2 separate regions of the Homo sapiens genome follow, and region 2 is linked to region 1. A link is a contact called in ENCODE Hi-C or POLR2A ChIA-PET data. All regions are on one chromosome and are shown on one strand. The core of a region is the stretch at or near the end of the contact, and the rest is flanking DNA. Distances in the headings are between cores, read along the strand shown. Region 1 overlaps LOC105369705 (a long non-coding RNA gene). Region 2 has its middle 39 kb from the start of ITPR2.

Region 1 (5,197 bases), core at 794-3,293:
TCCTGATGTTGGCATGAGACCTGCTTTGGCTGAAAGTTTAACCACCTTTGAAGTTCAGTCCTCAGATTATCAGGCTGGGCTCTGTCTCTTCTTGCAGCTTCAGGAGATGAGGACTTCTGCATGAAAACAACAAAACCACTGGCTCTTCCACTTAGCATTCAATTATCTGTTACTCAGATATTTGTTGTGTTTCTGCAGGGCATCAATGGCCTTAGCAATCAGTATTGAGGAATATCATTATCCTTTTAGCTATAATTTCCTTTGTATGCCTCAGAAACCTGATACATCATACCCTCTAGAGCATTCTTTGCTATCAGTACACCTTCCCAGTTCACCACCAGTAAAAGTTTAACCATCAGATCAACACACTGGGCCAGGGGCTATCTGTGATCCACCTTCCACCAGCAATGGTATCCAGTACCCTCACTGCCAGCTGGAAATGAAACTCTAACTTACTGTGTATTTCCTAGGACTACTCTTAGATTGGGTTCTCTAGAAGGAGACACTAAGACACATTTTGGGGTCAAGCCACATATTATGGATGAACACGCATAAAGGAAGAACAAAGAAACAGGATTAAACAGAGAAAGCTGAAGATGACAGGTAGCTCAAGGGCTAAGATTCCAAGTCAACAATCCTGCAGTGGCTGAAACAACCAGGCCTTTAGACCCACTTTTCTCTGGCATGGATGTAGACCACTCCTGCAAGGATGCAAGGCAAGGCAACTGAGGCAGACCCTGAAGAAGATGACAGCTGGACAATATCAGCTGATCACACTGTCCACAATTGGGTGGCAGGTCATTCCTTGAAGGGGGATCTGGACAACGTACCATAGGCCTGAGCTAAGACAGAACGCAATCAGGAGATGATAGTTGATAGACAGACAGATTGACAAATGGATATAGAGATGTGTGTATGCATATATATATACACACACATATGTATACTTGCAGACCAGAGAGAAGAGGAAGGAGGAGGGGGAGAAGGAGAAAAGAAATTATGGAATAACATTAATATTACTTATAAATCTAGAAGATTAATTTGCAAAGATCAAGGATTATGTGGCTGGATATTTGAAGAAAACAAAGTATTTGGACATACTGGCCAGGAGAAATGTTTTAAGCCTTCTGACAGAATTTTAAAATCTCCCTAATGTTGCAGATCAGTTGGACTTTATAGTGTAAATTTACAGAAGGCCAGTCCCATAAGATTTTGGTCTTTATCTCACAGCCTCATATTGTCAAAGGCAGGTCCAGAGAACATAGTGGGTGCACACCATGGTTTGGGGGTGGCATGATAGATGTGGCTAAGTGCCAAATGGATAAATGTGTCTAGGATGATGGGGACATTGTTGTAATTGCTGACCACGGACTTTAAGTTGAATGGGGCATTGAATGGAGTCAGAAGGGCTCCTATGTCCTGGTGTGACAGAAAGAAATGATAAGTGATTTAATCTAGCAGAAGGGTAGAAGAGGATTTTTAGTTCTTATGAGTGAGTGGAAGAGAGAACAGATGGGGAGGTTTCAAGAGAAAGATGAAAGGACAAATTTGAGATCTTGATTGGGACATCTCCCATGAAAAGACCCAGGATAAAGCTATGCAGGTGGAAAGTTGGTATAGATCCGAGATGAAAGCTGTTAAAATTACATAAGGCAAGAGAATGTGAGGAATGTCACCATCATTGTCATCAAGATGCTTTTAGTAAAGCCTGGAATAATCAGATTTGAATTTCAGGTTCTGCACAGAGCAAGGTAGTAGATGCTATATCTGGCCACTAGGAATTTACAATCTGCCCCCTCTGGGAGGAGATGAAAACCAGTCTCCCCATTCCTGGAAAAAAGACCTCACTTGTTTTTTGCAAACTGAGAGGAACCAGGAAAACATTTTGGTTACAAGTATTAGCCTAAAATGCTAAAATATGTTGAAACCTACTTTGGCGGACTGAGGGACAGAACACATTTTTAAAAACAGACGTCGAATGGCTTCTTCCTCTTTCACTTTCTGCCACAGTGTCTGCTAGGCAAGGAAAATGACTCATTAATAAATTTAGCCCTGGAGGCCTGACTCAGACTCATTCAGAAACCTCTTAACAACCACCTCACCCAATCTTACTCTACTTTAGCTAATGATATTCTCCAGCTTAGGCTGTCAGAATTATGCCTTACACATGGGTAATGGGTTTTATAGCTTGTACTAGAAGTACGCTAATAGTATGAATTCACATTTTAGTGATGTTAAAGCTGAATGAAGTGAATCACCTTAGGCTAAACATCGAAGAGAAGATGAGATCATACTTCTTATCCCCAAAATAGCAAGTGTCCACAGCAAAGCACTTAGCTCTAGAGCAGACACTCCAGTTGATAGGTTAAGGTCTGAACCCAGTGACCTCACAGAAATAACTACTACCAAATTTGAAGAAGTGGTAGCAGCTCTTTTAATGAGCAATTGAAGGGTAGAAATCATTTCTTATGAAATTTTGTATTTTCTGTTCCTAGCACAGAACTTGGTAATAGATATTCAAAGCAGATGTTTGTTAAATGATTGAATAAATGAAGTATCTTAAATAACAATTTTTTGGTGATCACTGTCATCCCAGAGAGGAAATAAGAAAATGCACACTTTCTAGTTAAGGCAAACTGTGCAGTTCTCAACAGTGAACTGTGCTCAGATCTAAGTATCAAGGATAAAGAAATCTATTGCATTGCAGCTCTTCAGTATCCTTGATCTTATTCTTTTGATTAGTGTTGATGCTAATATCCATGTAGTTTCTGGAGCAGAGGTAGGGGAGGAGCTCAACAGGATTTCAAACAGACCTCCAGCTTCCTGGCTTGGGCTCCCCAAAGCTTCAACTTTTTATATTTATCATCGAAATCTCAGAAGTTTCTATGGCATCCTCTGTGGTGTTAGTCCAGGTAGAGAATCATTGTGTATCATTGAGAAGTCAAATCCAACCAATTCATATTTACTGGCACATCTATAAGAAAGTAATTGAAGAGTTACAAGGTATAGGCTTTGCCTCACGTGTTTTAATCTACCTGGGAGGAACAGATATGAAAAATATGAAAAGATGACAATAAAAGCTGTTAATAGCAATTCAAGCTAATAAATACTTGTCACAGGGCAACATATGACATTCATCTCCCCTTTTCTTGATTCCTACCAGACCCCAACTTTATTAAAGTATCCACTCCTCCTAGGTGATGTGGGGGAGGTTCAGGTGTAGGTCCTAATTAGTATAAGACTTAGCATGTTCATTCTGATTGAGCCAACATTGGTGACATGCCCACTGCTGGACCAGTAACGGTTGCAATGCTACTGCCAGCAATGGGCATGCGACTGATGTTGGCTCAATCAGACTGAAAGGAGAGACTGAGTCACTGCCTGGGGAGAGAGTTCCTGCTCTCTGCCACTAGGTATAAACAAAGAAGTATGTTGCCCTAGCTGCTTTTGACAGCCATCTTATGCCCATGAAGAAAGCAGACATAGGATGGCAGTGTGGAGAAAACATGGAGCATGTCCTAACTCAAATCAACCTCGGAGCATGTCCTAACTCAGAGCTCTTGCTGTGCGAGATAATAAATTTCCCTTCTTGCTTAAGGTGGTTTGGTGGGGGATTTGTTTCCAGTAGGATCTTGAGGAGACAATGACCAATTGCCAAATGCGTGGGCAGATAATAATTACTGTGAGAGTCCAGAATGAGAAGAGTTCACATCAGGCTAGAGTGGTCAGGACAGCATTCAGAGAAACAGACGCGTTAAGAATGAATAGGGTTTGTACAGAGGAAGCGGCAGGAGAAAAGCATTCCAGTCAAAAATCAGAAGATGGAGGGAGTTTTAGGAGCAGAAAAGGAGTAGGGAGTGCAGAGCTGGGAAGGCAGTGTCAGAAAAGACCTTGAACTCTTACCACATGAAAGTACCTGGAACCTTTCTATTTAGGCAGGAAGGCTTTAGGGGATCAAATTTTAACATGAGGTTTGAGGGGACAAACACCCAAACTTCAGCAATGGCTATACCCCATGGTTAGCACTGAGGTTGTTTTAAGGGAAGTCAAATAAGAGGTTGATATATATGCTATACAAAGAGCTGTTTGAAGTTGACAAGAAAAATGCAAGCAACCCAATAGAAAAATGGAGTAAATGGTTAACCATCATGAAAGGGTGCTTGAATTCCCTAAAATTATGGAGCTGCAAATTAAAGAATCAGTGAGGCCGGGCATGGTGGCTCACGCCTGTAATCCCAGCACTTTGGGAGGCTGAGGAGGGCAGATCACAAGGTCAAGAGATCAAGACCATTCTGGCCAACATGGTGAAACCCCGTCTCTATTAAAAATACAAAAATTAGCTGAGCGTGGTGGTGCACGCCTGTAGTCCCAGCTACTCAGGAGGCTGAGGCAGGAGAATTGTTTGAACCCGGGGGGCAGAGGTTGCAGTGAGCCGAGATCGTGGCACTGTACTCCAGCTTGGCAACAGAGCAAGACTCCATCTAAAAAAAAAAAAAAAAAAAAAAAATTAGTGAAATGTCAATTTCTATGGCAAAAGTTAAAAAGAACTCTACTACCTAGTATTGGTGAGCATGTAGGGAAAACTGTACTTTTATATATTACTGGAGAAAATATGAAGACTTACTTGCAGCCTTATTTAGTGGAGGCAAAATGACAACGTTTCTTAAAATTAAAAATACATATAGCCTTCACGCCAACCATCCACCTCGGTTTTAATGTTATAGAAATCAAACAGCAATACAACAAGACATAAGTACACAGATATATATTGCAATGCTGCCTGTATGAGGGGGAAGAAATGGGGAAAAAAGAGAAAACTCTTCAAAAGAAGAGAGACTGAATAAATTACAGAATATTATACGCCATCACAGTCATTTGGTGCTGTTGTCAGTTGACATGGAAAGATTTACATGGGGAATAATGATGGCTTAGATTTGTCTAGTGCTTACTGGGTGATAGGTGTGATTTCAAGTTCTTTACATATATAGGCATACCTCATCTTATTGCACACCACTTTACTTGCTTCACAAGTACCACATTTTCCCAAGTGGAAGATGTGTGGCAGCCCTGCATGGAGCAAGTCTATCAGCACCATTTTTCCAGCCATGTGCTCACTTCCTGTCTCTGTGTCATATTTTGGTAATTCTCACAATATTTCAAACTTTTCATTATTATTATATTTGTTATGGTGATCTGT
Region 2 (5,758 bases), core at 2,385-4,884, 570 kb before region 1:
AAGAGCTGCTGTGGAGTGTGCTGCACAGAGAAGAGCCATACACATACTATAACTTGTGTTGGACAGGAGGACTCTTGCAAAGGATTCAACCAATAAATGACGCTCATCGAAAAAACTTCTGCTTCAAACTAAACAAATCCCAGGGTGAAAGTTTATGATCAGAGACTCTGAAGAGTATAAGCAGGGAAGTCCCATTAACTCACCAGGAATAAGGTGCAGGCATTTTCAATCAAAGGTAAATTTGGGGTTCTCCAAATAGGATGACCTCAGTGAATATGATGGCTTTAAAAGCAGGGGACAAACCGAAAGGGACATATTGTCCGTAATGAGTTTCTTTTTTCCTCTGGATTTCCATTTGTAAGCCTCACATACTGTTCCTTCCTTGGACTATTCTATCTGAAGTAGGACTGTCTACTGCAGGTACAACTGTAGTGATATGAACACCAGGTCACATATGTAACTGTATAAAAAATCTATGTTTATTTTCCTATAACGCAATCTAATTTTTGTTTGAGCCTCCATCCCTTCAATGTAGCAGAAATGCACCTCTGTCAATTTGGGGAGGTCCCCCACCCTTCCCAGGTTGCACCTAACTTCTGGAGGATGCAGAATTTTTGTCCCAGTGACAAAAAGTGGCACATGGGGGTATAGGGTTTGAGTCTGGTCTCTGGTCATTTTCCGGTCTAGGGCATTCACTGTGACGGCCAACACTAGAGTCACAAAAAAATCCCCCAACACTCCAGCTCCCACGGGGCCCACCCCCTCAATATTAATCTCTGGATGCACCTCAAAATCATTTCTCTTCCGGGATATTCTTGCTTTATCTCTTTGATCTGGGAATCCACAGACCTGTCTGAAGCTTGAGTAATCCCCCCTTCTCATCTGACACTTGAATGGGTGAGGGAGGAAGGGAAGGGCCCTTCTCAGTGGTCACCTTCACATCCCTGTGCTCCTGACTTCTAACCCCTTCCTTCCCCCACAGCTGGGAAATCTCTGTGTAATCTTGCATGAGATTTCTTTCTCTCGCTTAACAAATAGGCTTCTAAATCTTACGTACGCCTGTATCTTTCCCATTCCCCATGGGGACTTGAGTTTTGGAGACTCAAAAGTCAAAAGAATCTCATTTGTTTCTCTACTTTCTGTTAACTTACACTGCCTGGGGGTAGTGGAACTCAGAATAGTCTATCTGAGAGACTTGAAAGATGGTAAGAACGAGATCAGAGAAAATATTACAGGAAAACAGTGACTAATGCTTCAAAAGTATGTCCTACCCCATAATTATTGATTAATTCCCTAAGAGAAGTGGCTGGGATGGCATTTGGAACAAAGACGAAACCTTTTGATATGTGCTAAATGGCATATAGAAGCTGTAATATAACACATGGGAGATCTTAAGAAAAAATATTATTTGTAACAAATAGAAATTATTTAGGATATGCGCTAGATTATATGGAGGTCCCTCTCTCTCTACTGTGACTTGGCTGTAGAACCTGAGGCTCCTTGCTTCTCCTTCTAAGTACCGGCTTTCTCATTTGTTAAGTGGTGATAATAACCCTGACTTCACAAGATTTTTGTGAGAATTAAATTCAATTAAATCATCAAGGAGATGCATGATAGCCATTTAGCAAATGCTTGTTTGTCCTTTTGCTCTTTCATCCATTCACATGTTTATCTTTTCTCATCAGATATGCACACCCTACTTCTCCATAGCAAGACCACAGCCACTGTTAATGAACCTTGTGTAATATGTATAATAGGTGGTTGGGTGGGTGTGGCTCCATCCTACCCACTTATCTCATCCGTTACAAATGTACACCCTAAGTAAAATCCATAAAGGTAAGCCTTGGGTTCACTATTCCTATAGAGCTGATGAAACAAATGCTTATGACTAAGACCTCCCCATGGCCCTTAGTGGTTCCTAATGAATGAGTTTTGAGTAGAAACATTATCTTTAATGACAGCCTTTAAGCATGCACAGCACCTGCCTCCGCATCTCTTTAAGTGAACATTATCAGTGATGTTTTCTAGGCTTCACATACAGCATTGGAGGAGATAAAATCTTAGATCTAGAGTGGAATTCATAACTGCTATTTTTCTTTTTAAAATTGAGGTACAATTTTCACACAATAAAGTGCACAGGTCTTAAGTGTTCAATTTAGTGAGTTTTGACAATTCCACACAGCCATGTAACTGCTATCCAAAACAAAAATTTAACATTTTCATTACCCCAGACATTTCCTTATGCTCCTTTCCAGTCAACTGTCCCCCCAGCATGGCAGCATTTTTCAGTATGACAGCTCCCACATATTCTTAGGGGTGCTTTCTATTTTATTTAACATTGAAACTCTCACAACTGCCTTCTGTTGGAAGTAGGCTAATAATGAGAGCCAACACTTGCTAAGAAGAGATTTCATGCATCATCGCACTTAATATTCATAACTATCCTGTGAGGTAGGAACTATTATTTCTTCATTTTACAGATAAGGAAACTGAAGCTTAATGAGATAAAGTTGCTCACGGGTCAATGAGCTCTTCAGTAGCAGAGCTGGGATTTGAACTCAGATTGGTCTGATTCCAGACCTTGACTTTGTAACCAATATGCTACTGTGCTAAGGAGCAGAGGTGCCTCACGGTTTAGATAATGAGTGCGATTTTTCCCAGGTCTGGATTTTGTAAGAAAGGAAAAAAAGTATAAGTTGTTTATATATATATGTGTATATATATACACATATATATATACATATTCACAGTATAATCCCATTTCATTTAATATACTTATGAGACTTGTTCCCCTTTCATTAAATTGTGCCAGCAAGATTTTTACTAGTTGACTGTTAAGAACTGGTAATAGTAATAATGATCATCATAATGATGACTTTTATGAGAGCAACCATTTTTTAATACTTAACTATGTGTCAGGTGCTGTGTGAAACACTGCACCTAAATTTCCTTATTTAGTTCTCGTAATCACTATAATGGTAGTGTCTGTTACTAACATTTTTTTTTTTTTTTTTGAGACACAGTCTTGCTCTGTCACCCAGGCTGGAGTGCAGTGGCACAATCATGGCTCACTGCAACCTTGACCTCCTGGGCTCAAGTGATTCTCCCACCTTAGCCTCCCGAGTAGCTGGAACCCACCATGCCCAGCTAATTTTTTAGTTTTGTAGAGATGGGGTCTCGCCATGTTGCCCAGGCTGATCTTGCACTCCGGGGCTCAAGCATTCCTCCCACCTCAGCCTCCCAAACTGCTGGGATTACAGGTGTGAGTCACTACGCCCAGCCCATTTTTACAGGCTAAAAATGTGAGGCTTAGAGAGTCTGAGTGACTTGCGAAAGCTGCACAGCTAGAAAGTAGTGGAGCCGATTTTGAATCTTGGCAGTCTACCCAGAGAGCCTTTACTTTCAACCACTACATCCTCTTGATCCTCTGCATATGCCCTCGGTCCTGTTGATAAAGAATGGTCTTGGTTCCTGCCTGAAACAGCTTTCATCAGAATTAAATATGTGTGTGTGAATTCTGCCAGCTGGCTCTTTTTTAGATAAGATCATTTTAGTTCCAAACACTTAGGTCCACCTGGGCTTTAGAACGTGGGAAATAGCCAGGCTGGCCCTGGGCCAAGTTGTGAAGTAAAGGAAGTGTGTCTGGGACATTTTATCCTCCTCTGCACGTTGCCATACCCTCTAAAGATCCTATCAACCAAAGACTGCTCACCTTTCAATTCCTGGAGCCCAAGTCTTGCCAGAGGAACTGAGTCCTTCAGCTGTGGGCTTGTTGAGAGCCCTGCTTTTGCCCCTCCCTTGCCCCAGCCTGGGGTGGCTTTTCCCATTTATATCGAAGCCAGTTTCACTCTAGCTTTCCTGTCCAAGCCTGTGCTGATACCCTTAGGTAGGGAGGCTGGTAGAGGCTCTCCGGACATCCGAGGCTCTCTAGAAATAGGGCCTTTATCTATTTTTGGCAATCTCAGAGGTGTGTCTTCCAGTACTGATAGGAAAGGCAGGCAGGGCAACCTTACTGATAACAACAGCTCATCTGCAGATAGCATTGAATCTGTGTGCTGTGCTGTTCTGAGTGCTTTATAATACATATTAGTTTATTTAATCCTCAGTACAGCTCCAGGCAGTGTGTTTGTCAAGGCAAGAGACAGGGGTCACACAGGTGGAATTCTGAAGAGAATTTAAGGAAGGGACTATTTACAGATGAGTAGGTAGATTTAAGTGAATCCATGAGGGATGGGGAGGCATCCAGGAAACCAGCAGCAGTGGGCAGCTGTTCCCAGCCCTGGGCAGAAGGGGCAAGCCAAGGACCTCGTGTAACCGGAGCCTGATGAGGAGCTGCTGTAGGAAGGGCAGCTCTGCGGAGCTGTCTGTGTCTAGAGGGATGTGGCCAGAGCCCCAGTGGTGTGTGGGCAGGTGAGGAGTGAGGGAAACGCTGACTGCTCTCTCTTTCCTGTTTCCTTCCCGTTTCCCATTGGCTGAAACAACCAAAAGCCTGAGGTCAAGGGGTCAGTCCAGGTGATACAGGCTTGATGTGTCAGTCCCCAGAGGGCTCAGTACAGGGCCTAAAGGCACACCGAGAATAATCAGCCCATGAAGGAAGTGAGGCACAGAGAGGCTGAGCCATGGGCCCACATTCAAGGAGCTGGGAAGTGGCAGAACCAGGATCTGAACTGAGGCTGATAAATCTGCTCTTAACCACTCCACCACACTGGCTCTAGCATTTTCTTTCACACTTACGTAGTGTCTTACAGTTTTCAGAGAGATACTGGTGCCAAAAGACCTGAGAAACTACTTTGGAAGGTGCCCCAGTCGTATTATTCCCATCGAATTGATTCTAGTCTGACTCTAGGATCAGACTTTTGGTGTCACTATTAGGTAGAACTACTGGGATGAATGTAGTCCAATCTATGTAAGTTGTAAATTAAAAATAATATCATAAGTCCCCCACCGAGTGGAACTGTTTTGGCCAAGGGGACCCCAGAAAAACCTTAAAAACTGAGTTGCCAGGCCAGGCTCAGTGGCTCACATCTATAATCCCAGCACTTTAGGAGGCTGTGGCAGGCGAATTGCTTGAGCTCAGGAGTTCGACACCAGCCTAGGCAACAAAGTGAGACCCCGTCTCTACAAAAAACACAAAAATTAGTTGGGCGTGTTAGCACATGCCTATGGTCCTAGCTACTCGAGAGGCTGAGGTGGGAGGATAGCCTGAGCCTGGGAGACAGAGGTTGTAGTGAGCTGAAATCATGCCACTCACTCCACTGGGCAACAGAGCCAGACCCCCTCTCAACAAACAAACAAACAAACCAACAAAGTTGCCAGCCATGATGGGACAGGCGGTCAGACACGCCTTGTTATGTCCCCTCTTTTTTGGAGGTTAAACAAAACAACTGACCAGCATTAATGTTAAAATAGAGATCGTAAGACTGACAGAACAGACTGTGGCAAGAAGATATTAAATTATAAACAAGACCTTAGGCCATGCCAGGCAAAGGTGAAGTCAGACACCACTACATTTAAAGAACAGACTATGTTCTAACTGCCACAGAGCTTTTTTCTTTTTCTCTAGCAGCTATACAAGCACTAGCCTCCAGATAAGCATTATTAAAACTATCAGTAGCTCCACCAGATGCTGACTAACTAACCCCTGGTCACTGTTCCACCAGCCATCACTGCAGCTCTGACTGGACAAGAGATTGATTTCAGTCAGTGATCTCCTGATAAGAAGACCACTGACCATGAACTTGGTCCTGGTTGGTTTACA

What was found. Hi-C counts contacts between places; a loop is a spot of excess contacts on that map. ChIA-PET counts read pairs that join two places held with the same protein, here RNA polymerase II (POLR2A). Pooled maps may share reads with other maps.
Region 2: a map with no recorded cell type shows a loop between it and region 1 (4-fold over the local background). The contact joins two enhancer-like sites. A Hi-C loop is called at or near these places in 1 of 37 single-sample maps with no recorded cell type and 3 of 50 pooled maps. POLR2A ChIA-PET finds 5 or more read pairs at or near these places in 2 of 52 experiments (OCI-LY7 and naive thymus-derived CD4-positive, alpha-beta T cell).

The regions. Positions count from the first base shown.
Region 1 is chr12:26,296,042-26,301,238 of GRCh38, reverse strand. It overlaps LOC105369705 (a long non-coding RNA gene), which reads right to left. Exons shown (of 6, transcript XR_007063249.1): 3 at 2,814-2,974; 4 at 46-116. Among named protein-coding and RNA genes, the nearest start is that of ITPR2-AS2, 20 kb to the left of the region's middle. Within about 2 kb of position 2,043, at least 11 of the 41 ENCODE cell types and tissues checked have a DNase peak (open chromatin) inside an H3K27ac peak, as active enhancers do.
Region 2 is chr12:26,868,832-26,874,589 of GRCh38, reverse strand. No RefSeq gene overlaps it. Among named protein-coding and RNA genes, the nearest start is that of ITPR2, 39 kb to the right of the region's middle. RefSeq lists a silencer at 1-8 and an enhancer at 1-64. Within about 2 kb of position 3,634, at least 13 of the 41 ENCODE cell types and tissues checked have a DNase peak (open chromatin) inside an H3K27ac peak, as active enhancers do.